Linked DNA regions of Mus musculus: regions 1 and 3 are each linked to region 2. A link is a loop called in an ENCODE intact Hi-C map of the cell type or tissue named here. Cell type or tissue: gastrocnemius. All regions are shown on one strand.

Region 1 (8,000 bases), 170 kb before region 2:
CATCTAGATCTTGATACATCATTGTTGTTGTCTGGGACATCTTCTGGGACAAGAATGCTTTCAGTATGCATCTTGGAATACTATCCACACTGCATGTTTTTTTTTAAACTGTTGTAAATATTTGTTATTAAGGGCAGAACTGTTATAGTCAAAAGTGTTCATATTTGCAAAGGCATTGAAAGAATCTTACAGTAGAAGGCACATCCACTGTTGCGTTAAGAGCTTGTTCTAGAAGAATCTTTTACTGAGTGGATGAAAGGCCCTTTAAAATACCAAGCAACAGTAACTTCATCAAGCACGTTGTTGAACCACACAGTCTGCCTTCCATTTAAATGAGGGGACCGGACTCCACTCATTCAGCATAGCGTTGAGTCAGGCTTCTTCTAGTCATATGTAACTACTGCGCAGGGTGGCCATCCAAGTATCCTTTGGTGAAACAAGAGCATGCTGATTAAATTTCCGCTCATGCAGCTTCGGTCCATCTTCAAGCTACTCCCAAGGAGCAGTCCAAGCCTTAGGAAACCCCTTCTGTCTGAAGTCTCCTTCTCAGGGAGAAACGCCAGGGGAGGGGTGGGAATGGGACAATTATTTTCATAAACTGCTATGCTTCAGGAAGCTGCCTGTTACAGCGAGTCACGTTTCGCTTGTTTACTGGCAGGGGACATTTCTGTTGCGTAGTTCTTTTGTTCTCTCCAAGTGTAATCTCTGTCACACATGGAGTTCAGACAATGTAGATGACCCTGTCTTCCATGCACACAGTTCTCTGTCAAGATATTGTTGTCCTTCCCTGGGCCCAAGTCCCATTTTAGTGCAAAAGAGAAAAAAAAAAAAAAAAGAAAGAAAGGAAAGAAACAATGGAGATAAATTTAGACACTGATGGGAAAAGTCAAACTGCTCACTGTCCACCCTTTGAAGCCACGCCCAACAGACCATTTCCTCTGACCTTCCCAGGGATCCCCAGCCACACAGAGTAGCTCTTATGAGCCAAGGTAGACAGATGATTAACTTAGGACTCACGCCTTCCATGGTAAGTTCATGCCCCAGGCATCCTTTCTCTAAAACAACAAAACAAAAACACTAACACACAGACACACACACATACACACTCACTCACATGCACACACATACACATGTATATACCAGCACACACACATGTGCACACACATGCCCATATGTATACCTATACACATGAACACCCCCTGCATACACACATATGCCTTTATGCACACATATACCCATATATACACCAGCACACATATATGCACACATACACCACACATGCCCATATGTACATCTACACACATACATATACACACACATACCACAAACACACAAATGCTCATATGCACACACATGCACATGTATACACCAGCACACACACATATACATGCTCATATGTACACATACACACATACACACACACTCCCACATGCACACACATACTCATGTATATGCCAGTACACATATATGCACACACACTCCACATATGCCCATATGTACAGCTACACATACATGCATGCATACATACATACATACATACATACATGCAGAGCAATACAGTTGCACCTAGCCTAAATCTCCCTGGACTTGATCCTCATCAATTGCTTTCCCTTGCAGTAGAACATCCCAAGCCTTTTTGACTTCATTATTCTGGGTCCCCCAATGGTCTGAAAAGAGTTCTTTATCAAGCTTGTCCTTCAGGCATTCTCATTCAGAGCCAACAGCTTCCTCCAACACCACCCCATATATGTGTGCACTCTCTGCTCCCCCTAATTCTAGACAATGTAAATTGACCCAGCAGTGTGGAGAGACATTTATCAGCATCTAAGGTGGGTGACAGATTCTGAAAGTATCTAAACGGTGCTCTATTTGTGTCAGGATCTGTGTGTGTCTGCTGCAGTGGCCCAGATAATAAGTGCAATCTCTTCATGGGCTGTCCTGTTAATGAACTGTGAAACTAGATGGATACAATCCGAAACACATAGCACTATGTCACCAGGAAATAATGCAGGCTCGAGGTCCTCTACAGCGGCCCTGGCAGGTCTCCTGGTTTGTCATCACTGTCACCTGACTTCCAGTGTCTTCAAGTGATTATAAACATACTGAGTAGGAGTTATATCTTATAAATATAGGATATTAGCATAAGTACATTTCATCGCCAGTTTTCCCATGCAAATGTAAGGAACTCATGACATTTCTGTGTGTGCGCATCAGTCTTAGTTACTTGGACATGTGTCTGTGCCAATACCCTTTACTTTATCCGGTTAAGTGGGTACAATGACCCGAGGACTGTTTTCTAAGCCTGCAAGCCTTCCCCTTAGCTTCGGTTCCTGATGGGGGAGGATTCCCCACGCAGTATTTCGCTCCTTAAATCTCCCTTTTTCAAACTGAAGAAAGAGAACATGGCACTGCAGAGGCAAGAAATGCAAGCAACACTCAAGAGCACACTATTGAATGTGTAACTGCTGAGACAGGGTGAGAATGAGTAGCCTTGTGACGGCTTGCCCCTTATTCCCAAAGAAAAATGTAGCTGGCTGTTGGCCAACAAGCTCATAGTGACAGTGTATAAAATGGCTTATCAGGGAGACACGGGAACATGAAAAGACCCAGTTGTTTGCATGAAAGTTTTATAATCTCACAAAGTACAAACGGCTTGTAGTTTTTTTTTTAAATTAACAGAACCCCATCAAAATCCTAGACATATTTTGCAATAGAACAGGGTACTTTCACTTGATAGGTATTCCAAATACACACACACACACACACACACACACACACACACACACACACACACAAACCACCAAGACTTTTGACTTCTGAATTCCTTTTCAGTGTGCCCTGTGCACCTTCTTATATTATGTATCATCCTGCCAGGATGGCTCAAAGCTATCTTGATGATGGTGCCCAGCATCTAGAATGTGTCTCTTCATGCTGGCCAACATTCCTCATGTCCAGCCCCAACACCACGTCTTCTTCCTTTCACCTTGTCATTTTTATCTCTTCGGGTTTCTATCGGACCCCTTTAGTTACTGCCATGTGGTTTGCTGCCAGCTGTTTGCAAACTGGGGGTAGTGATGCTACATAAGACCAGATGAACTTGTGCTGTGTGTCTGAATTAGGGGATACGACACAGAGGAGCTTCAATGTAGGTGAGGGGTGTTTGCAACTCAATTTGACCATTAAGGTGTCAGGGAGGCGGTGGCGAACTCATCCTGAACAGGTTATTGTGTGTTCCTTCTGTATGCAGTGTTCTTACTCACTAGGGTGAATGCTGGATGAGCACTCTCCTCATAGTTGTTAGTAACAGCTTATTTGTCTTCCCTTCTTCTTCCTCTTCCTCCTTCCTCCCCCACCCCCTCCCCTTCCCTCCTCCCCCTCCCCTCCCTTCCTTCTTCCTCTTCCTCTTCCTCTTCTTCCTCTCCCTCTCCCTCTCCCTCTCCCTCTCCCTCTCCCTCTCCCTCTCCCTCTCCCTCTCCCTCTCCTTCTCCCTCTCCCTCTCTTCCTCCTCCTTCTTCATTCCTAAATTTCTCTTCTTAGTCACAGGGTGCCACAGTCACCAGAGGAGATGGACCAATGTGAGAGAGTGGACAGGGGATTGTAGGACAGGATTTCTCATGCTGGGCATGGGTAATATCTTAGGCTGCATGCCTCTTGATGGAGGAATGCCCCATGTATTGAAGCATTCTGACCTCTATATTATCCATGCCAGGAAAACGTACAACTCATATACCGCCTTCAGACTTCGGCCAGCCTTCCTCCAGCTTGAGAAGTGCCTAGCTCAGGTCTTGTGGCAGCAACAGTAATGTATTCTCAGTTCCACTCTGCTTCAGAGCTTTAAATCAGACGGCATCTTCATCCTGCACGGGCCTTCCTGAGGACTCCACAAGCATCCTGATGTCACTCAGCTCGCTCACAGGTCACCTCTGTGTGGACAGCAGTCCAGCACCTCCTCCTCGTCCCTGTCTCTCTCTGTATCACATGTTCCCTCCTGAACTGACATTCACACTGCTCAGCTGCTTTGTGCGCGACCTCACTCACTAGAACTTAAAATCCCGTGGAGCCGAGAGTTGGGTTTGCTCGCTGATGTGTTCTATTCAGAAGCTCACATGTCCTGTCTGTGAGTGATGTCAGGGGTCTGCCCCGTTACAGGCAAATCCAGAGCCTAGAACAGTCTGCTGAGGAACGGAGGGTAGGAGGACGTCTCTCACAGCCATGGATAGACTGACCACAAACCCTTTGCTCTTCATTTGTGATTACTGAATACTATGGATTCTTCCTATCATGGAAGAGTTATACAAAAAGGGATAGTTCTAATATGCAAGTTGAATAGGTCCTTGGAAGTTAATTTCCCTTTCCCGTGGAAAAGGACATCGTGAGGCTATTGTTTCCTTCCCCTTCGCTAAGGCGTTTTCAAAATGCCAAGAAAGCGAAGCTAGGAATTCAACCAATGGCTTCATGCCTGCCTCAAAAGCAAGTGGTTGTTTTTTGTTTGTTTGTTTTTTGTTTTTTGTTTTTTTTAATTTAAAATACTTAAAATGCATTTTTCTCTTTTCTTTTTTGTCTTACTGAAATAGTTTCTCGTCAAGAGGGATATAAACTGGGAAGCAAACTAGACTAAAATGTGCCAGAGAGATCCACGATGAGCGGTAATGGCTATGTCCTGTCTGCAGAAGGATTCTGTGTTCACAAACAACTATAGGGCTCCCCAGACATGAGTGCTTGCAGGCAGACGACAATGTGTCTTGTGAACAGGTGTATTCTTGAGGGTCTTGAAGCAGTGATCATCTGTGTGTCGGTCTCATTATGACAAAGGAAATGTGACTTTGTGTTCGGAGTCAGTATCTACAATCCAGACGACCAGGGTTCAAGTACAGTGCCACCATCACTGGCTGGCACCTTGGCGAGCATGCCTCACCATGGCTCAGTCTCAGTTCCCTCATCGGTGAAGAAGCGCAGACACACGTTATGTTACTCATGGAGTTGTTGGGTTTATTACATGAGAAAACTTGTAGGAAGTCAGGGGTGGCTCTGGCTCTCGGAAACCTCTCAGGCCTGCTGGTCTCATGTGAATGCTGTGTTATCACTCTTCCAAAGTAAGGAAACCCTGAGAATACTGGCATAGGAGGTTTCCTGGTTCTGCTGGGCTCAATTCTGGTGCAGTCTAGGCAGGAAAATTGAAAAAACTATGGAAGAACAACTTGTTTTCTCATTTATATAATACTTATTCCAGTCATTTGCACAAATATTTATGGTGGGAATTCAAGAGAAATCATAAAGGAAAAAAAAGAATTATGAATCTTCAACTTGTGTGTGTGTTTGTGCAGAGGAAAAGGGGACCTATGCTTACCTCCTTTAAAACAAACTAATTTCATTATGTTTTAGTAAGAATTAGCTATTTTTGTGAACCCAGCATAAACACACTCATACAAAAGAATGTAAAATCAAACATTCTCCCCTACTGTTTCCAGACAACACCATTAGCATATTGTTCAACTTCTTTTCAGAAATTGTCTCACATAAGATTTTAGAATCTGTTCTAAGACCTAATTTTATATTTTGAAAGTTTTAATTATAAAAGAGATTAAAAACTTGAAGTGGGCAACATATGGAAAACTGGCCTAGAATGGGCTCTCCTTTTCCATGTGTTGGTAGATGCATGTCTGTCTGCCTGCCTGTCCGTATCTGTCTCTCTCTCTCTCTCTCTCTCTGGTGTGTGTGTCTGTGTGTCTATTGCTAGGAAGGGATCCCAGAGCTTTGCCCATGCCAGGCAGGCACTCTATCACTGAGATATACACCAGTCCTTGAAATCAACATTTTGTAAAGTAGTGAGATCTGGGTCTTGGAACCAGCTGTGTAATTTTTCAGTGTTTAACTCTCAACGCTCATTGTTCCTACTAGAGAAATGGGATAATTACACATATGGATCAAAGCAGTAAGCTTACCTCACAAAAGTGTATCCTGACAGAGCCTTGGTCTGGGTTAGCTCTTTACCATCCTTCCCTATCCAGGGGCTCTGAGAAAGCCCACACAGCTAATCGTTTGTTAGCTGCAAGAACCTTTCCTCTCACCCTCTTGTTTTGTCATTTTAAGCTTTAGAGGGAATCTTGGGAAGGCATGTCCAAATATGTGACTGACTCTGAGTTCAGGAGTAGCTCAAAATGAATCCATCCACCTGATGTGTATATACCAGGGGTTCTCTAGCTCAAGGTGGGAAGGAGCAGGGAGGTCGATCAGTTCCAACCTCTGGAGAATGAAGATGCAAGACTCATGTCACCAGTACAGCCACTGGCTTGAAGCCCAGCCGAGTTTCCTGCTGAGCATTTGGAGTCACCCAGCTCCAAGCCTACCCTTCACAGAATTTTCTACATTGGAGTCTCTGATTTGAAAACTAAGACTCTCTTGCTAACAAAAATATTCAGAAACAACAGCTGTAAACAATATTGTTGTTATAACGAGTTTCAGGAACTTGAAAGCATTTCTTACGGTCTCCGTTTAATAATGCTCAGAGATATTGCCTCTCTCTGCATCCTCAGATGACGATCCAATACACTGTCTGTCTCGAGTATTTATAGATCCCTCTGGAGCTCCTGTTCTATTTTAATATTTTTTCTGTGTATGTGTGTGTGTGTGTGTGTGTGTGTGTGTGTGTGTATGTGTGTGTGTGTGTGTATGTGTGTGTGTGTGTGTGTGTGTGTTCGTGTGTGTTCGACTGTTTCTTAAAGAAGGACTTTAATTGTACCTGGTATTTGCCAACATTAAATACAAGTATCTCTTATTTTTCCTTCCATATCCACCATGATGGGTACTAACAGACACATGAGGCACAAGTTGCTACAAGAGTTCTACGTGTAAGAGAAGCATTCTTGAGTTAATGCTCAGGTGGAAAGTATGATGGTATCCTTTGCCCATGACAAAGTTAGTGCTCCCTTATACTCAGCAAATTTGCCATCTGAGTAGATTTGACTACTTGCATTGTTGATGAGTAGAGTTGTGAATATTCACTATGTCCTTCCAAAGCTATTTACTGTTTTCTACATTTCCTATAGTGAACACTCACAAATGTTGGGAAGTGATGTAATTCTACAAAGATCCGATGTATCAGATGGTCCAGTCATGCCTACAGCACTTAATACTATATCCTTGGGTTGTGATCTGCATAACACGCAGGTTCTTTTGTGGATAGGTTTTGGGGTTTATATTACTTTGATAGATTAGAAATGGCTCAAGGTCCGGCATGGAGTCTTCCATTGTTGAGTTATCCCTGCCTGTCAAAAAAAAAACAAAAAAAAAAAAAAAAAAAAAAAAAACCAAAAAAAAACCTCTACTATTGTCAGTGAGCCACTCAACTGACCATAAGGAGAAATGAACAGGGATTAATAAATGATACTTCCCTTTCCCCATCAAATTTACAGTTCACCGTTACATACAAAATGTATAAAGCCCATTCTGACCAAGCTTTTATTGGATTGTTAATGGTAGCACTGATGCAAAAAACTTTTACGTGAAAAAGAAGCAACTTCTCCCCGACTATAGCCAAGCACAAACAGTTCTGGCTTTTCGAGCACTTAACAGGTAATTTTCCTTCTGTGCTTCTCCTGGATGCTGCTCCGATGTGGGTGTGGATGATAAAATTGACTCAGTGCCAAAAGCCCCAACTATCTCCAGCAGTTCTTGCCCCTTGAGAGTCCGACTTGCTGTGGAAATCCCTCCAAAATCAAGGCAACATCTGTGATCTTAAGCCTGCCATCTGTAATAGGTTTCTGTTAAGATGAAAATCTGATGTAAATGATGGAACTGAGGACCTCAGACTCGATGCACAGAACCGCCATCTGTGAGAAGAAAAAAACCCAAACACCTTGTTTGTCTGCTCAGAAGAGATGTGGAGCTTGGAAATAGAAAGGAGACAGTTAGGCAGCAGTGGCCGGAGAATCTCAGAAGCCAGGCATCAGTACAGGACTTAAGGGGGACTAGTTAGAAATGTCTCAGTGATTTTCTGGGTG
Region 2 (8,000 bases):
TCCTTGTGTTCTAAAACGGCTTACCTCTTGGAGTCTGTGCTCTTTTCTCCTGTATCCTGCTTTCCCCCATTCTGACGAGTCTCCTTCTTGGCAGTCCACTCACTGATGAGACTGAAAGTCAGGAGAATTAGCTGGGCCCTTCCCCTCCTCTCTTGTACAGCTCTCAGACTTCCTTCATGTGACTGACATTTGAGGAACCATCTTGATATATTTCCATGTGGGCTACGTTTAGTGAAGAGGGCAGCCACTGGCTCTCCCTAGCTCCCCGACTCAGCTAAAAGGCAGGGTCATGAGCTTTACGCTGAATTCCCAGGGTCGCTGCTGCTTTTCCTATGCCGTTTACTGGAATCAAATCCCCGATTACCTCTGCACTAAAGATCCCCAGTGAAGAGGATCTTCGGCAGGCGCGGTTGGTAGCCATACTTCTTTTCCCTCACTCTCTACAAACCTGCACCTCCCTGTTACCCTGCAGCCTTTTGTGTGGCGGTGCCCCTTTTTCCTGAAGCCCCGTCATAGCTCTGTGCTGTGAGTTGTTCTTGGGCCTCTGCTCCTACACCTACAGACTTGGCTTGCTGTCTTCCAGTAACTCACGTCTCTGATGACTTCCTTTGCTTTCTTTATTGCTATGGATTTATTTCTTTTTATGCCTGTGATGGACTTAAAGAGAAACGAGAAGCAATCTATCCCCATTCTTGCCAGTTTGAATTTGAAGCTCTTATAAGGAGTTAAAAAATTCATGAATGAAGACATTTTAAAGGAATTATTAATTATTAAATATAAGCTCTTAGAACTTATATTTTTTATTTCATTAACCTCTTGTAATGTCCCTAAGTATCTCCATATTACAAATGAGACGACTGAGGCTCAGGATATCTCTTTATTTGTCTGAAGTTGTATGGCTGGTAAATGGTAGTAGGTCCAGTGTTTAAACCCAGGTTTTTTAAGTCTATATTTATGCTTTCTGTTACAGCTGGAAAAAAATGGCAGGGTTCATAGATTTGGGGGGAGGTTATACATAATAAAGAAAGATGGAGATTGTGTGCAGAATCACCTCAGGGACATACAGTCTCCAAGGTTGTGGCTGTTGTTGTTTTAATTACAAAAATAAAAACAGCAACCTGAGTTGTGTCCTTGGGAATAATCGGGACAGGAACTTCCTTGATGTTCAGGGATAGAAGCAGTAGGTGCAGGAGACAAGAACACTTGAGGACAGACCCAGGACAGTCCCAGGACAGACCCCAGGACAGATCCCAGGTGCATCTTTGTGGGGAGCGGGTGTGGCGGTAGTCCCAAAGGCGCCAGGGACTGCAGCTAAGTCATATGACTTGCACCTGACTTCCTCATATAAGACACAAACATCTTGAGTGCTGCGCAGGTGTACCAGGACACAGGTGAATCCAATTTGGTGGAGATTTGCCCCTGCTGCCCTGATTAGCTGAAGCCTCGTGACTGGCGAGGGGGCGTGGCCTGCGGTGAGAGAGAGTATAAAAGGAGTGAGAGGCCCAGGGTTCGGGGGAGATATAAACAAGGGAGATATAAAAACAAGGGAGATATAAACAAGGGAAATATAGAGAAAGAAGAAACAGGACTGAATAAACGTGTGCAGAAGGATCCTGTAGCAGCGTCGTTCTTCCTGGCCAGTTGAGCGCGCGCAACACATCTTGGCCATAGAAAAGCCTGATTAGAAAAACCAATCAGATCCAGACATTTCCATAGGGCAGGGTTGCTGAAGTTGGTAAATATGGGCAAAGAGTTACATCTGAGCTTTGGAGAGGCACTAAATAATTTTTTTTTCATGTAAATAAGTCTCACTTAGTGTGTGTGTGTGTGTGTGTGTGTGTATGTGTTAGCCTTCAGATTTAATGGGTCACCTATATTTCACCTGTCAGGAGTAAATGTAACATTTTTTGATTTAGACTTAAACTTGAGTATCTGTAGTTAGGGGTATCTAGTAGGGTCTTTGTGAGATGTTCAAGTTGATCAACATCAGTATGGGTCTTAAAGCACACTAGAACCAAAGAAATAGAATGAATGCCACATGAGAACCAGACCTCTAAAGAAACTCCTCAAAATGCCCAGCGTTGGCCCTGTTAGTTTGCTTATTTAAAAAGCAGTTTTCTGGGTCATTAGAAACATGCGTTTCTAAGAAAAGGGCTTAGATGTGTCTATTTTTAGCCCGTTGCTCAAAGTCATTGGGGTGTACAGAAATGGTTTAGCATTGCTGACACAGGTGAGCCAGCATCATCAGCCCATGTTAGCCAGGCCACATGGAACACACTGCTCAATTCCCAGAGCTGTGGGTTACGAAGAACTTAGTGAGTGAGCTATATGGCCTTGGCAAAGCCAGGGGGTAGGCTATGACACCATAGACACAGAGAGCCACGACTGTTTAGCCTGGAGAAGGTTCAAGACGACTTGGCTTCATTCTTTGCATACTTCTGCAGAGGAATGCTGGTGTATTTTTCTATCCGGTGCCCAGATGTTAAAATCTTGACCAATGAAAATGAAGATGAACAAATTTGGGCTTAGGACAAGGGTGCATGGGCCAGCCATCCTACCATCTGGCGAGAGTCAGCCTCTTTGGGAGACATCTCCAGCTTCAGGCTTGCTTATTTAGGAAATGGAAGATGAGGGCTTGCGCAGGCCTCCTTGGCTGCGCGTCTCTCAGAGTCTGGCCTGAAGGTCAAGTTTTTGAGTCACAGCCAGACACTTCCTACGGCCCCGGCCCATAAACCCCTGTGAGGGTTGAGAACTAGTGTGTGCTCCCTGAGATCAGTGGAAATAATTACAGCCTGGGGACACGAAAAACAGAACAAGCCCACACAGGCATCCTCTGGATTCTGACCAGCAGAGAAAATGTTGACAGTGACTTTCAAAAGCCGACACAGCCACCAGGTGATCATCACCCAAGGTCCTTTGTTCAGGGAAACAGGAAGTCTTCATCTGGGGTGAGACCTTGCTGAAAGATGCCAAGTGTTTTGGAGTAGGGGCCAGAAATCCTGCTTGTTGGACAGTTTGAGTTTGTGTAGCTCTTAGAGACTGCATGACCCTTATTTAGTTTTAATTTCTTCCCTTTAAAAGTAAATAGGCATTACCAGAATGACAACACAACATTTCTTTGAAGAACATGAGTTCTTATTCTGCTTTGATTGGGAATATTTGAAAATGCTGGCTTCGTGTTGTCCCTCAGTTCAAACCAACATACAACCCCAAAGACACATTTAAAGCCAAAAGTGCCATCCTTTTTTTTTTTTAAAAGAAGGACAAGACTTTTAAATCCTTAGAGTTCATGTCGACTTCAGCGGGAGAGGTAGCTACTCAGAAACTCGTTTTTTCCCCCCTCCTTTTCATAATACAATGAATTTTTAAAAAGCAAGCCCACTCATTACTGAAATTACCCCAGTCCTACTCACCGAAGTCAATTTGATTGACTGCAGTTACATAAGGCACAGCTGCCTTTGTTTCACGACACCCTCCCGGTGCTCAAGGTGCTCACGTTAGTCCTTGCCCTTTACCCTTAGATTCGCTCTCCTTGGAAGAGTCCGAACCAAGGAAAAATCCGGAGCAGTAAGAAGTGAGACTCATAAACAAGGACAGAAGCAGAGGCACGAAAAGTCAGGGGTGGGGGTGGGGACAGTGACTTGCAGTTGTGATTTGTGAAGGGGAAGGTCATGGGAGAGCTGAGTATGGAAGACAAGGCAGGCCCTCATAAACGTCCCTTGCCCATTGCAAGAGACAGGGGAATCAAGGGCTGTGCCCTAAGAAAGAATGTTTTCCTAACCCAGCATCTCCGTTAAAGTTCATAGGAGAACCTGAGGTCCAAGGGTGAACCTGAAGCCTTGCTTGCATTTATGTTTCCTTCAGCCCTGGGTGATCAGGCAGAAGGTTTCCACGATGTCAGATGTACAGCGAAAACCCGGACAGAGAAGGCCATAGGGAAAGAATGCTGCTGTGGGAGGGAACAGGGTCAGCTTCCCGCGGGGATGCGGACACAAAGCCCAAGGTGCTATACTCCTGTTGGCTGCTGACTGCAGGCCTGGCTGACATCAGGCCCTGATGATGCCTGTTAACACTGAGCAAAAGCGCCCTGTGCTTTTTCAGAATACAGCCCCAGCCCTTTCTGCTGCTTGGTGGGTTGATGCTAAATTAAACCAAGAGCTAGGAGGGGAAGTCAATTTCTATTTCTGGCTGCTTTAGACAATATGGAGTCCTGGGTGGGAAGGTTCACAACAGAGTGGATTTTCCAGGAAGTGCTGAGGTCTTCCTGCGTTTTGACGCCAGAATGTTGGCAAAAGCTTTCACGGTAGGACTTTTTTTTTTTTTTTTTTTTTTTTGTGCCTACTAAAGCAAGCTTTAGCTTTTAAGTAAGCAGAAATTTCCCTGGGATCTACTGCCCTCTGCTGGCGATGGCAGATACTTCCCTTCTCTTTCATCAGCTGCAAAGGATAGAATGAAAAACGAGTTAATTTAATAAATAACCCTCATGGGCAATGAAGAAGTCACATGTGAATTCCCTTAAATATAAGCTTACTGAGTTTATAATAAATGAATAATAAGTAAATAAATAAAATTAATTAATTAATTAGACTTTTTAGCTCCTCCTTGGCAAACTCCTCAAAACATGTACAACAGCAACCCCAAATTCTCACCACCCCTCTAAAATTTTAGGGATTTATTATATATAATAAACTGATCAAAGGATTCTAGTCAGCTATTTATAAACCTCCCCACAACCTCCTAAAACATAGCAGGGGGGTTATTTTAGATAAACTCTGGCTGTCCTGAATTTATGCTTTAATGAGCTCCCAGGTGGACAGTTTCATAAATCCACCGTCATGTGTCCAGCACCTCCTTGGTTAGTTAATATATACTGAAGACTAAACCATTCAAACTCCCTAAACAATAGATTCCATCAGTGCTCCTCCCTGGGCAGAAACTGCTACAGTCAAACAAAACAGGAGAAACCAGGGATGACCCCAGAGCATCTTCAAAGCCCAGCAAAACTTCCCCGCGGTTTTTGAGTCAAACTTGATAGTCCATGGAATAGCTCACCTGCCGCCAGAGACTTGTTTACTGCACTCTGATATGATCAAACAAATGCTCAGAAACTGGGGTAGATCCACACTTAGAGAAACAAACCTGTAGTGAAACTCAGCTGCAGAACCCGGATGAGAATTAATTGTCTCAAAAACCCTCAGCCCGTGGCTCCACCAGCCCAACAAGGCTGTGTCTTTATTAGTAATCAGAAGGAATTTGGTACATTGAACACTTTATCACAAGCCATGCTCACGGGTGAATTCTAATTAAAGCAGTTTTATGGCTTAAGAGACAGCCCAAACTTAAAAACATTTTTAAGAAAGGGAAGCTGCTACAAAGCCAGAAGACTGTGAGCTGATCTGTTTGTTTAACCCAGGTGGGCTCTAGAGTCAGTTACGTTCTCTTGTTTATAATTATTTGGGGGTTTGGAGGAGCCTCGAGTGGCTTTTTCCTCTCTCCTTTAAATTAAAGAGCAGCGTGCAGGCTGCTCCATTCGGTTCTGCTTGGGTAAGCCTCTACAGTGAATTGGGGTGTCCCATCACTTCCTGGAGGAACAGTTGGCTGCTGAGAGCAGGTTTATTTAAAGCAAGAAATTTCTTTAAATAAGTCTTTGGTCACGCTGTGGAGGGGGTTGCAAATGCAGCCTGACTGAGACTACCCATGCATGGGGGAGCCTGTAAAGGAATCTCTGCTTGTCTAACCATGTAAGTCCTAAGGAAGGCTTTATTTTAAATTCGAGACTTTATGTTCATTTTATTATACACAGTCTTAATTTGCGCCTCAAAAGAGGGGGCTCCAGGGCGGACATAAAATTAACTTCTCTTTCAGTGTGCTAACCTTTTGGTTTTAATTTATTCACTTGTCAATCTTATGAATGCCTGGTGAACTCAGGCTATTGATTTCCGTGGCCAATGCTATTTTTCCTGTTTATTATAATATATTGTCCCATTGTTACCAGCGCTTGCACTCAGCTAGATTTCCCACACAGTGGACAGGAAACCGTTCCATGGCATCAGACTTCCTTAGATTGATTTTCCAGAGGCTGGGAGGGACCTGCCCACTCCTAGCTCTTTGTGCTGGGACAGCCCAAGGGCCCCAGCAGGCCTCCTTGGACACTTCCTCCCAGGCCCCAGAGTGGGGGTGGCCTGTCGCCCCTCCCGAGACAGTCCCCGCAGCCCTGGGAAACGCTCCTTATCAGTGCCAAGGTTATGTCATTTCTTTTTACATACGATGTTTATTGTTTTTAGAGCCAGCACTGTGGGAATGTTCTTTTCAAGCGCGACAATAGGGCAGCCACAGAGGCAAACTGGTGAATCCCCAGCCCGGAGTTGCGGGCCGTCCATGCAGCTGGGTAGGGTGGCTCTGCGCAGGCTCCTGATTAATTGATTCAAAGATTTAGCACCAGTCTTTAACCGGGATCTTGCCTGTGGGTTGCTTAAAACACCAAGAACGCTTTTAAGGTGGTCCAGGAAATGAATCTGTTCCTTGCTCCGCCTCCCTTCCCCCACTCTAACTCCTTCCGCTCTGCCCTCCTCTCCCTCCTCCACATCTTCTCTCCTCAGTTCCCGGCTTTCCCTCTCTTCCTCTCTCCCTCCCTCCTCTCAACACTGCTGTTACTATTTTTTTTTCCTAAATACCCCCAAGCTTTGAAGGCAAGCATCAGCACGCAACCCATGATTTGGGATTTAAGAGACACCTGCCCTACATATAGGCTCCCAGTTTGAAATAATTTGAAACTCAACAAATTGCCTGAGACAACACATGTGGGGTTTTCATATTTTAGAAAAGTAGGTCGCTACAATTATTGACTTGCTCGAGTATGCACTATCAAACTAAAAATCATTATAATTTTTCTTATCATAAATTTGCTTTCTTAGGAATAGTTTACTGTGAAAATTTACCCATACCATGTAGTAGATAATATTATTTTTAAAAACTGGGTGCTATGCTTTGGAAGGAGTTATTAATTTACAGCCTGAAATCACGTATCCCCCACCCCCACCCCCCTAGGAATTCATTATCAATTAGAGAATCTCCTCCAGGAGGCGGGCAGATGAAAGAGTTCCAACCACAGGCTCAGTCCACCGAGGCGCTGGTGTGTGAAAGGCACTTTGGAGTCTCCTGGTTCCTCTGATTGAAGTGCAGGGGTTTGCGGGGATGGGAGGAAGAGAGAGCATTTGTTCTAAGGACTCCATCAAGGAGAACCCAGCTTGGGCATCTGAGAATACATCCTGAGGCCAGGGACGTAGCTTCTGCTGAAGGTTGCAGTTGCCCAGCAAGAATCCTTGCTATTGACAGAGACCCAGGGAGATTCAGGTTCAGATCAGTTGAAAATATAGATCCCACTTGTTTACCTCCGCAGGGGTGGCACTCACGGGGGTGGGGGGGCACTCACAACTTTTGCTGAGTTTCTGTGAACCATCTTGGAGGTTTAAACTGTCTAGAACCGGTGGGATCTCAGACAGGCTTTCAGATCTGTATACATTAGAGAACCTTGAGTTGCTCTTTGACTCGCTTGGAAACGGGTGGTATTTGAGACCCACTTTTGTCTTGGGAAGAAGCCACCAAATAGATGGTTTCCCTCTTAGGGGAGCAGGCATTTCCTTCTTAGTGAATACATACGGTGGATTCAGTTTGACTTGACCAGGTTCTAGGGGATGTGCAGGTAAGTTCTGCTTCACAGCAAAATGGAAATATTCATAGACAAGACACTAATTCTGTCTCCCAGAAGGGGCTGCGAGCTACCTCAGAGTTGCTTTGAATCATAGCAGAAGCAGGCAGACCATGGAGAAGGCCAGAGAACAGGTCATTTGTCTCTAAGGGGCATTTCCTGGTGTTGTCTGTATCCTTCTTTTCTTTTTAAAGACATGGTTGTAAAGATTTACCTTTGTTTACCCTTGCATTCCTCTGTCTGTGTGTGTGTGTGTGAAAATGTACCCCATGTATGTGCAGGTGCCTACTGA
Region 3 (8,000 bases), 300 kb before region 2:
CTCAGAGGTTTTATAGTCTAAAGCAGGGCTGCTGGTCTCCCTTTGTTCCTGGGGGAACTGTAAGGCACCCCAGCATGCCTCCAATAACCTTATTTATGCACCATAAATGAGGAGTGGGCAAGGTCCGGGCTTCTCAGCACTGCTACAAGCCTCACAGAACATAATTTTGGTTATTATTCTCAAAAAGACTAAAAATGCATCTTCAGGACCCAGAGATAAATATCGAATCTGTTTCTAGAGTCTGTGGCAAAAAAAAAAAAAAAAAAAAAGTTCAAGGCCATATTATCTTACTCCCTTTCTACATAAAACTCAGAAAACCAACAGGCACACAGACAACCAATTTAGGCAACTAGAGTACATCATCTTCACTGATGGCCAAAGTTAACAGGAAGCCAACAATAACAACACCATTAGCCCAACCCTTCCATTAAACCAACAATCGTTCTTCAAAAGGCAGCCAAAGCAACCCTGGTCCTGATCTCACAGAAAGACTCACAGATTCTCTGAAGCCTCTCCTCAAAAGCTGCTGCCCTCAGTGCCAGAGTGCCTTGCTCACGGGTTCCTTGGGAAGGGGAAGAGAGGTTGTTCAATCTTGCCTTTCTCTAATCTTTGTCTCATCCCTGGAGCCCAGTGCTTAGCTAAAGAAACTCCTAGGACAAGTTATTGAATCAAGATCAAGGTTTTATCAAGTGGCAACAGGTCCTCATTTTTCTCATGTATTTCAAAGATGGTAATTGATTAAATAAACCAAACCAGGGTTGGCTAAGTGAGGGCACTGCTCGCTAGGTAGAACTGATGCTGTATTTTAAGACATCCTAAAAACAAGGAAACTCAGATCTTGGAACCTGTAGGAATTGCTTAGTAATTACTAGTAAACACTAATTACTTCATACCTAACAAGGTACTAAACACTGGGCCACTTGTGTTTATGTAGCATGCCATTATTTAAAACTCCTGTTTCTGAGGTAAATTATAGCCACTCTACTGAACAGGATGAATGCTGTGTGGTGACATAATGAACCTTAACAGACCCGCAATCTAATGGGCTTAAATCTTTTGTACCCAGCAGTTTCTCCAGGAAAAAGGTGAGGCAAGGATGGGAAGAGAACCAGTACCAAAGTGACGCAGAGGTCTTGGTGCTGCTCCACCACTGTCTTAAAAGCTCTAAGCTCCAGAAATATATAGGCTCACGGAGTAAATTCATTCCAAAGTTCTTTACCCTCAAACATGAGCTCTGCTTATTTGCCTAAGAATCATGAATTCCAGTTCACCTGGGATACTCTTGGGCTCCTGATTTGTAATTCAGGTAACACTAAGAATTGAAACTCAGACGTCACTGGCTGGAGGAAGTTACCAGGCCAATGATATGATTTGCTACAGGTTATTCGTTATCTTTTTTCAGCAGTTAGCACAACTTAAAAGAATACATAGGAAATGTTAATATTGGTATAGTACATGGATGGGAGATCACGATACTTGGCTGAGATCCAAGGGCAAGAGGAAGATCTGATTCAATTTTGAGCCATGTGAATTAGCTCCTCAAAAATGTGAATAAGGGGGCTGGAGAGATGGCCCAGAGGTTAAGAGCACTGAGTGCTCTTCCAAAGGTCCTGAGTTCAAATCCCAGTAACCACATGGTGGCTCACAACCATTTGTAAAGAGATCTGAAGCCCTCTTCTGGGATGTCTGAAGACAGCTACAGTGTACTTACATATAATAAATAAATAAATCTTTTTTAAAAAATGTGAAAATGTAAAAGCCCACCTTTTAATTATGTTATTGAATTATTTTAATGAACTAAGATTATAATTACTGGATTTCTTATTGAATTATTCAGCAAGCTGTGCCTGGAAGCATGGTCAGTTATACTCAGTAACACTGACTGACTCACTCTCAGGAAAAGAACTAAGTACTTGATAGCATCTCCAATCTTCACAATAAAATGGGACTCCATTTCACAGACGAACTCAAATGATTTCTTTAAGGCCTTGGAATTATACTAGTCTACTCATCTAACTCCAGACTCCATGAAAACATTCCAGGCACTCACAGACTTTTAGCATCACCATGTCCCACCCTGGACTATTTTTTTTTACTGCAAATATACATTCCCTGATGTTTTTTTCAATCCTTGGAACCAACTGCTCTTCTCTTTATATAGTCCCCATGGCACTCTATCTATTCCCCAGGTTTTATTAACAGAGTAAAGCCCTGTCTGTCACCACCTTAGTTAGCTAAGCTCTTTCTTATATACAGAACCTAGGTGTGTCAAGGGCAGACTCCTGCTTTTCCCTCTCAACTACACTGCCTGACAGTCTGGTCTCATTTAAAGCAACGGAAGGTAGAGAACAGTTGCAGTAATAACACTATAAACCTGACAGCTAACTCCAGTGCTTTGCCTGTATCCCACACCCAACTGTACGAATACAAATACTCAATACTTTTTCAGTCAGTTCCTTTTCCATTCTTCCTTCCACTTTGTTCTCTCAGGGAACCAGGAAGACAGCTTACTCCTTTGGTCCACACACACCCTACAGGCCTGACAGCCTCACCATCGCCTACCCTGCATTCCTGATGAGATACTCCCGCTGAATTTACTATAGTATTACCAGCCATCTGAGCTAGAGCATGTCAGAAGGAGCAAATCGATCATCTTCCTATCAACTGACCCTGGCACTTATTAAAGGTTCAGTAAACTAGCTGAATGAACTAGCCAACCAATATTTGTAAGCAAACTACTTTCCCTCACTCCCAAGGCACCATCTCCATTGTCTTTTCAGTGTATTCTCTGCAAAACATTAGACCACGTTGGAGCAGTGTCTAGTGGATATGGAGAATTTAGTATTAGCATTGGCTGCCAGCCCTGTCCCTTTCCCTTCTCAATGCTAATGGCATAGTTGAACACAGCTCTATCGATGTTTCATTTCATCCTATGCTGTCCACGTGCAATGTGATGACTCCTTTGTTTTCACGTGGAGAACTGTCAACTGTCACACACAACTATGTCTATGTTCTACTAAGCTACAGGCTTGTTCCAGATCCTAACAGGATTCTATGTGGCCAAGGTGTACTGAGAAACAGTACAAGCCAAGACCCCAGTTCCACTACAGTGCTTCGCTGTGTTCAATCCCTTACCTCCCTCCTAGGGGCTTCTGGAAAACCTGCCTACCACAAAAATCTGCCTTCTATTTTTTTGCAGAAAATAGAAACCCCTACACAAGTCATATACACAAACTACCTAGTTCCTGCTTCATAACCACTTATTCAAGTCTTCAGTTAATTACTCCGGAAACGATGGCTGGCTTAACAGGGAACACATATGCTTAGTATTATTGCTCCACGTGGCTGGGGCGGGGGGGGGGAGGGGGGCTGGGCACATCTTTTTTAAAAAAGTACTTCACAACGTTCAAGTTTACTCTGGTTGGGTCATCAACACCTACTTTCACATCGAAAGCCGCCTCACTCAAAACCACGTGATCTTCCCCCAAATTTCAAGTCCAGTCCCCTGATGGGAACCGGTTTTGCCCTAAGTGAAAAATTCGGATAAGAGCGCTCTGAAACTAGAAGCATTTAGGCGGGCAAACAGCAGGGTCAACAGTAGGGTCAAGCATGCTCACTAGAGGGGCTGAGGCCAAGACAAAAAAGAGAGGGGCCGGAGAGGCACCCCGGGTGTCCGCTGCAACTTTGTGCATCTGTCTTTGAACGACCGTATGAAAGGAGGTTCAGAAAGGGCCCACACTCTCAAGCCGGGCGCGCCCCGGGACGGACCCCCGCACAGGTGCCCTGCGCTCCAACGCCTCGGGCCCGGGGATCCGCAGCCCCGCCAACCTCCCGCCTCGCGCCCTCAACTCGGACTTCCGGGCCGGCGCTCCCGCCCCACCCGGCCCCCGTGAGCGCGCCCCGCGCCTCCAGCCGCGCGCCCCTCACATTTTTCGCTGTCGCTCGAACTCCGCCTTCTTCTCCTCCTCCTCGCGCTTCTGCTTCTCGTCCAGGCTGCTGCGCTTGCTCACCGTGCGCCCGAAGATGTCGATGCGGTCGGGCGGGGACGAGGCGCGCTCCCGCTCGCGCCGGGATGCCGCCGCGTTGGTGGAGCGCGAGCGGGAGCGCGACTCCCGCCGCCGGTTCCGTTTGCTCTCCCGGGACTTGGAGCGCTTCCGCACCCGCTCCTTGTCCCGCGAGCGCGAGCGCGAGCGGCTGCGCTTCTTGTTGTGCTTGGAGCTCTTGGTGTGCTTAGAGCGGGACGAGCTCCGGCTCCGCGACCGGCCCATCCTCGCGCCGCGCGGCGCCCGCCGCCTGTCGCCCGCTGCCCGCCGCAGGCCGCCCCCTCGCCGCTGGGAAGCGCGGCCCCCCGCCCGCGGACCCTCCGCCTCGCCCCAAGCGCACCCGCCACGCACACGGCCGCCTCCGCCGCGAAGGCCTAGCAGGCCCGGCCCGGAGTCCCTAAGATGGCAGCTGTGGCAGCACCGGCCGCCCTTCCCACAATGCCCCGCGCCGAGCGTGCCGGCACGAGCCCCGCCCCCTGACGACGTCGCCTAGGAGGGCCGGCGAATGCGGCCGAGCGCGCTCGGCTCTTTCCGCCGCTGCGTGGCAACTAAAGAGAAGAATGCTGGCCAGCCTTCAGGTCTTTAACTTTCACCTCAACAAGACCCACGAAAACCTTAGGAGTTGGAGAATATTTATGATGAGCCTTGGCTGAAAGACAGGATAAGGCCCGAGTAATTGGGAAAGTCCTGTTGTTTCCTTAGCCAGCATTGAGAATGTATCAATTGTGAGTTGGATGTGGTGGTACATGCCCAGAATTTTAGCCCCTAGAAGATGGATCAGAAGGACCAGTTGTCCAAGGTCAGCCTTGGCTATTTAGTAAGTTGGAGGCCAGCTGGGGTTGCACACATACATACATACATACATGCATGCATACATACCAACCAGAACAATTAATAAATTGTTAATAATTTATTGTAAACAAACAATAAATTAGAACAATGCCCAGAGGAGTCCCAAGTTTTCTTAAGAATGTATATGTTAGAGCCAGTTAAATGCTCTTAATAAAGTTTTATTTAAAAGGTTACAGTTTTGTGGATTTTGCCAGCCTGGACTACATAATGAGCTCAAGGCCTAGTCCCAGAGAGCAATAGCTCTCTTTAAAGACATCGAAAAGAAAAATGGGTAGTGGCCTATCTCAATGAGTCTTTTAGTTTTTGAGCTGCTATAGCAAAATACCAATGACTCATTATTTTATACCCAAGAGAAAGTTGTTTCCTACAGTTCTGGAGGCTGAGAACTCTATTAAGTAGTGGATCTGTTTGTGCTAAGGATTCTGTCTGAGCTTCCAGCAGGAGACCTTAGGAGGGGAAAAGAATGCATAAGATAAGGGTTCCCTTGTAAACATCTTAAGAACACTAGGCCAAAAAAACCCCAACCAAACAAAACACACACACACAAAACACACTAGTTGCATTTTTTTTTAAACCAAAGCCCCAGGGCTTACTCTCTTTCCCAAAGGGCCCACCTTTTAATGCTGAAACATTGCATATTAGGTCCAATTCATGAAGTTTAGAGGAAGGGTTCTTCTGGAGGTTCAAAGGCAGTAAGGATTCCACTCTACCTCTCTGTATGTGTGTGTATGTGTAGGTTTTTTTGAGACAGTTTCTCTCTGCAGCCCTGGACAGCTCTGTGGTCTATCATGGAACTAGCTTTGTAGTCCAGTTTGATCTGGAATTCAGAGATCTGCCTGCCTCTGCCTCCCAAATGCTGGGATTAAAGGCGTACACCATCACCATCGTAGCCTCATTCTTTCTTTTTATGTGTGTGTGTGGTGCTGGGGATGTAACCCAAGGTCTTTTTTTTTTTTTTTTTTTTTTTCTGAGACAGGGTTTCTCTGTGTAGCTGTCCTGGAACTCACTTTGTAGATCAGGCTGGCTTCGAACTCAGAAATCCGCCTGCCTCTGCCTTCCAAGTGCTGGGATTAAAGGCATGTGCCACCACTGCCCGGCATAAACCAAGGTCTTGAGCAAGTGCCCTGGCCCGTACCACCTTCTTATGAGAGTTGAGTGTAGTTTCCCTCCAGGCTCCAGAGCACCCTCATCTTCATGACATCTGCAGACATTCCATCCTGTGTTTCAAGATAGACAGGAGTTTGAGGGTAACACCACCATCAGACTTTCAGTACCTTAGCTGGCTGTCAGTCACTTTAGCAATATTCTGTCTTGCTGAGAAATTCCCCTTGAGAGAGGCACAGTCCCCTGATCTGCCTTTCAGCAGTGAACCCATGCCAGGCCCAGCACCTGGAACACAGGGTGAGGGGACATTTGGCTAGCATCATGAATCAGTAAATAAATACAACAATCTTGTCTGGCCTCCATAGTAATGTAAAACAGCTTTCTAGAGAATTTTAAATGACAGGATTTTGCACACCTTCAACCCAGAGTAAGCCACTTTCATCACAGCTCTCTCTGGTCATTGAATCTGGAGAACTCTAACTTCCAAAAACTACCTTTTGTTTCAGTCTGAAACTGTTCTTTTCTGAACAATGCAAACAGCCTTTCCCCTAAAGATAAATGACCAGATATCTAATTCTTCATCTGAAATGGAGGCTGGGAGATCTAATACCATCCCAGGTTAATTTTAAGTGTATTCAGAACAAAAGAAGGCTCTCAGCCCGGCCATGGTACTTTAATCTCAGCACTTGGGAGGCAGAGGCAGGCAGATTTCTGAGTTCAAGGCCAGCTTGGTCTACAAAGTGAGTTCCAGGACAGCCAGGGCTACACAGAGAAACCCTGTCTCGAAAAACCAAACCAACCAACCAAACAAACAAACAAAAAAGAAGGCTCTCCTGTGCTTCAGGAAGAAACTAACAGAATCTTTTACTAAGGGAAAGGCTCTTCTGTGTGCAAAAAGCACACACAAGTATGAGATGCAAGGATCTGGGACCATCCTGTTCAAATGGCAGAGCAAGAGCTGTTGATGGTACCAGGTTGAAAGGCACAGGACTTCCTTCCCAGAAATTTGTTTGAATTGCACAGGATCACAGAACAGTGACAAGGTGGTAACACGGGCTGATCCCTGAGAGCTGGGACCAGTAACCAGTCCAAAGTCAAGGCCAAATCTAGAGCAAATGTAAATGTAAACATCATAAGAGAAGGCTTTTGTGGACCACTGCAGCACAGAGAAGCCCTGGCCAGCTCATCTGTACCGATCAGGTTAGGGAGTTTTTAGAGTTAGGGAAAAGGCGGTCCTTCTCAAGACAGTATTTCTGGAAGCTCTGGTGCAGAGAAGGAGAGCTGAGATAGCACCCAGAAGGTTTGAGTAGGAGGCTGGCCAAGGCCACAGACACCAGGAAGAGAGGCGAACTTAACTAAAAGGTCGACTAGCAAACACATTCTCATTCCTCCCTGAAGACAAAAGAAGTCAGCTCATGAAGGAGGCAAGGAAAAGACCATAAAGGGCCTGTGTGTAGCCACATCACAGAAAGCAAGAGCGCTTCAGAGAACCTAATTTGAAGCACATAAGGAAGGGGGCTGTCTTTGCAAGCAGCCATATCCTGAACGCAAAAGGTAGGACATTTTCTGGACCTTCCCCGTGGTTTGGGGGCACCCGGCTTGGATATAAGTCCACTCTGCCAACAGGAAGGCACTGGAAGGACAGCTGAATAGCGTTCTTTTCCACATTCTCCGACCCTCTCTATAGAGATTTTCCTTCCCTCTGGAGACCTGCTTTCACCATTCCTTGTAAAGTCGCTTCCTTAGTAACTTTCTCCTGTGTTGGTTTACTAATGGTGTCTTTGCTTCTCCAGGGCATTTGGACAATCACCTTGCTGGATGAGAAATTCTTGATTAGGGAGTTTTCCCATTTCAAAACTTTGAATGCCGATGAGTGATCGGCAGTCCCCTGTGTTGCCTTTTCTTCTTGCTCAATGGGCAAAATCATCCCCACCGTCAGGTCCTCCAAGAGTATCTCTTTTTGCTGTTCTGTAGTTTAGAATATGCCCACTGATTCATGTT

The links. Peaks named below come from ENCODE experiments on the same cell type or tissue, not always from the same donor. Only the 100,000 strongest peaks of a DNase experiment are listed, where the experiment ranks them.
Region 1: it touches region 2 in a loop (3-fold over the local background); 8 of 42 quality-filtered maps call a loop at or near these places.
Region 3: a loop joins it to region 2, with 2.5 times the contacts of the local background. A loop is called at or near these places in 11 of 42 quality-filtered maps.

Annotation. Positions count from the first base shown.
Region 1 is chr8:8,818,795-8,826,794 of GRCm38, forward strand. No RefSeq gene overlaps it. Among named protein-coding and RNA genes, the nearest start is that of Gm39127, 100 kb to the left of the region's middle. In gastrocnemius, no CTCF peak of the experiment used is centred here; no DNase peak of the experiment used is centred here; H3K27ac peaks cover 1,911 bases.
Region 2 is chr8:8,988,568-8,996,567 of GRCm38, forward strand. No RefSeq gene overlaps it. Among named protein-coding and RNA genes, the nearest start is that of 4933430N04Rik, 140 kb to the right of the region's middle. In gastrocnemius, a CTCF peak has its summit at 4,409 (motif pointing left); DNase peaks (open chromatin) are centred at 4,061, 4,381, 6,206 and 6,512; H3K4me3 peaks cover 2,025 bases; H3K27ac peaks cover 5,328 bases.
Region 3 is chr8:8,686,050-8,694,049 of GRCm38, forward strand. It overlaps Arglu1 (arginine and glutamate rich 1), which reads right to left and starts at 4,488. Exons shown (of 4, transcript NM_176849.3): 1 at 3,928-4,488. The coding sequence starts at 4,268. Mir7654 (microRNA 7654) reads right to left here and starts at 4,113; the gene lies at 4,044-4,113. In gastrocnemius, no CTCF peak of the experiment used is centred here; DNase peaks (open chromatin) are centred at 3,958 and 4,514; H3K4me3 peaks cover 2,887 bases; H3K27ac peaks cover 3,303 bases.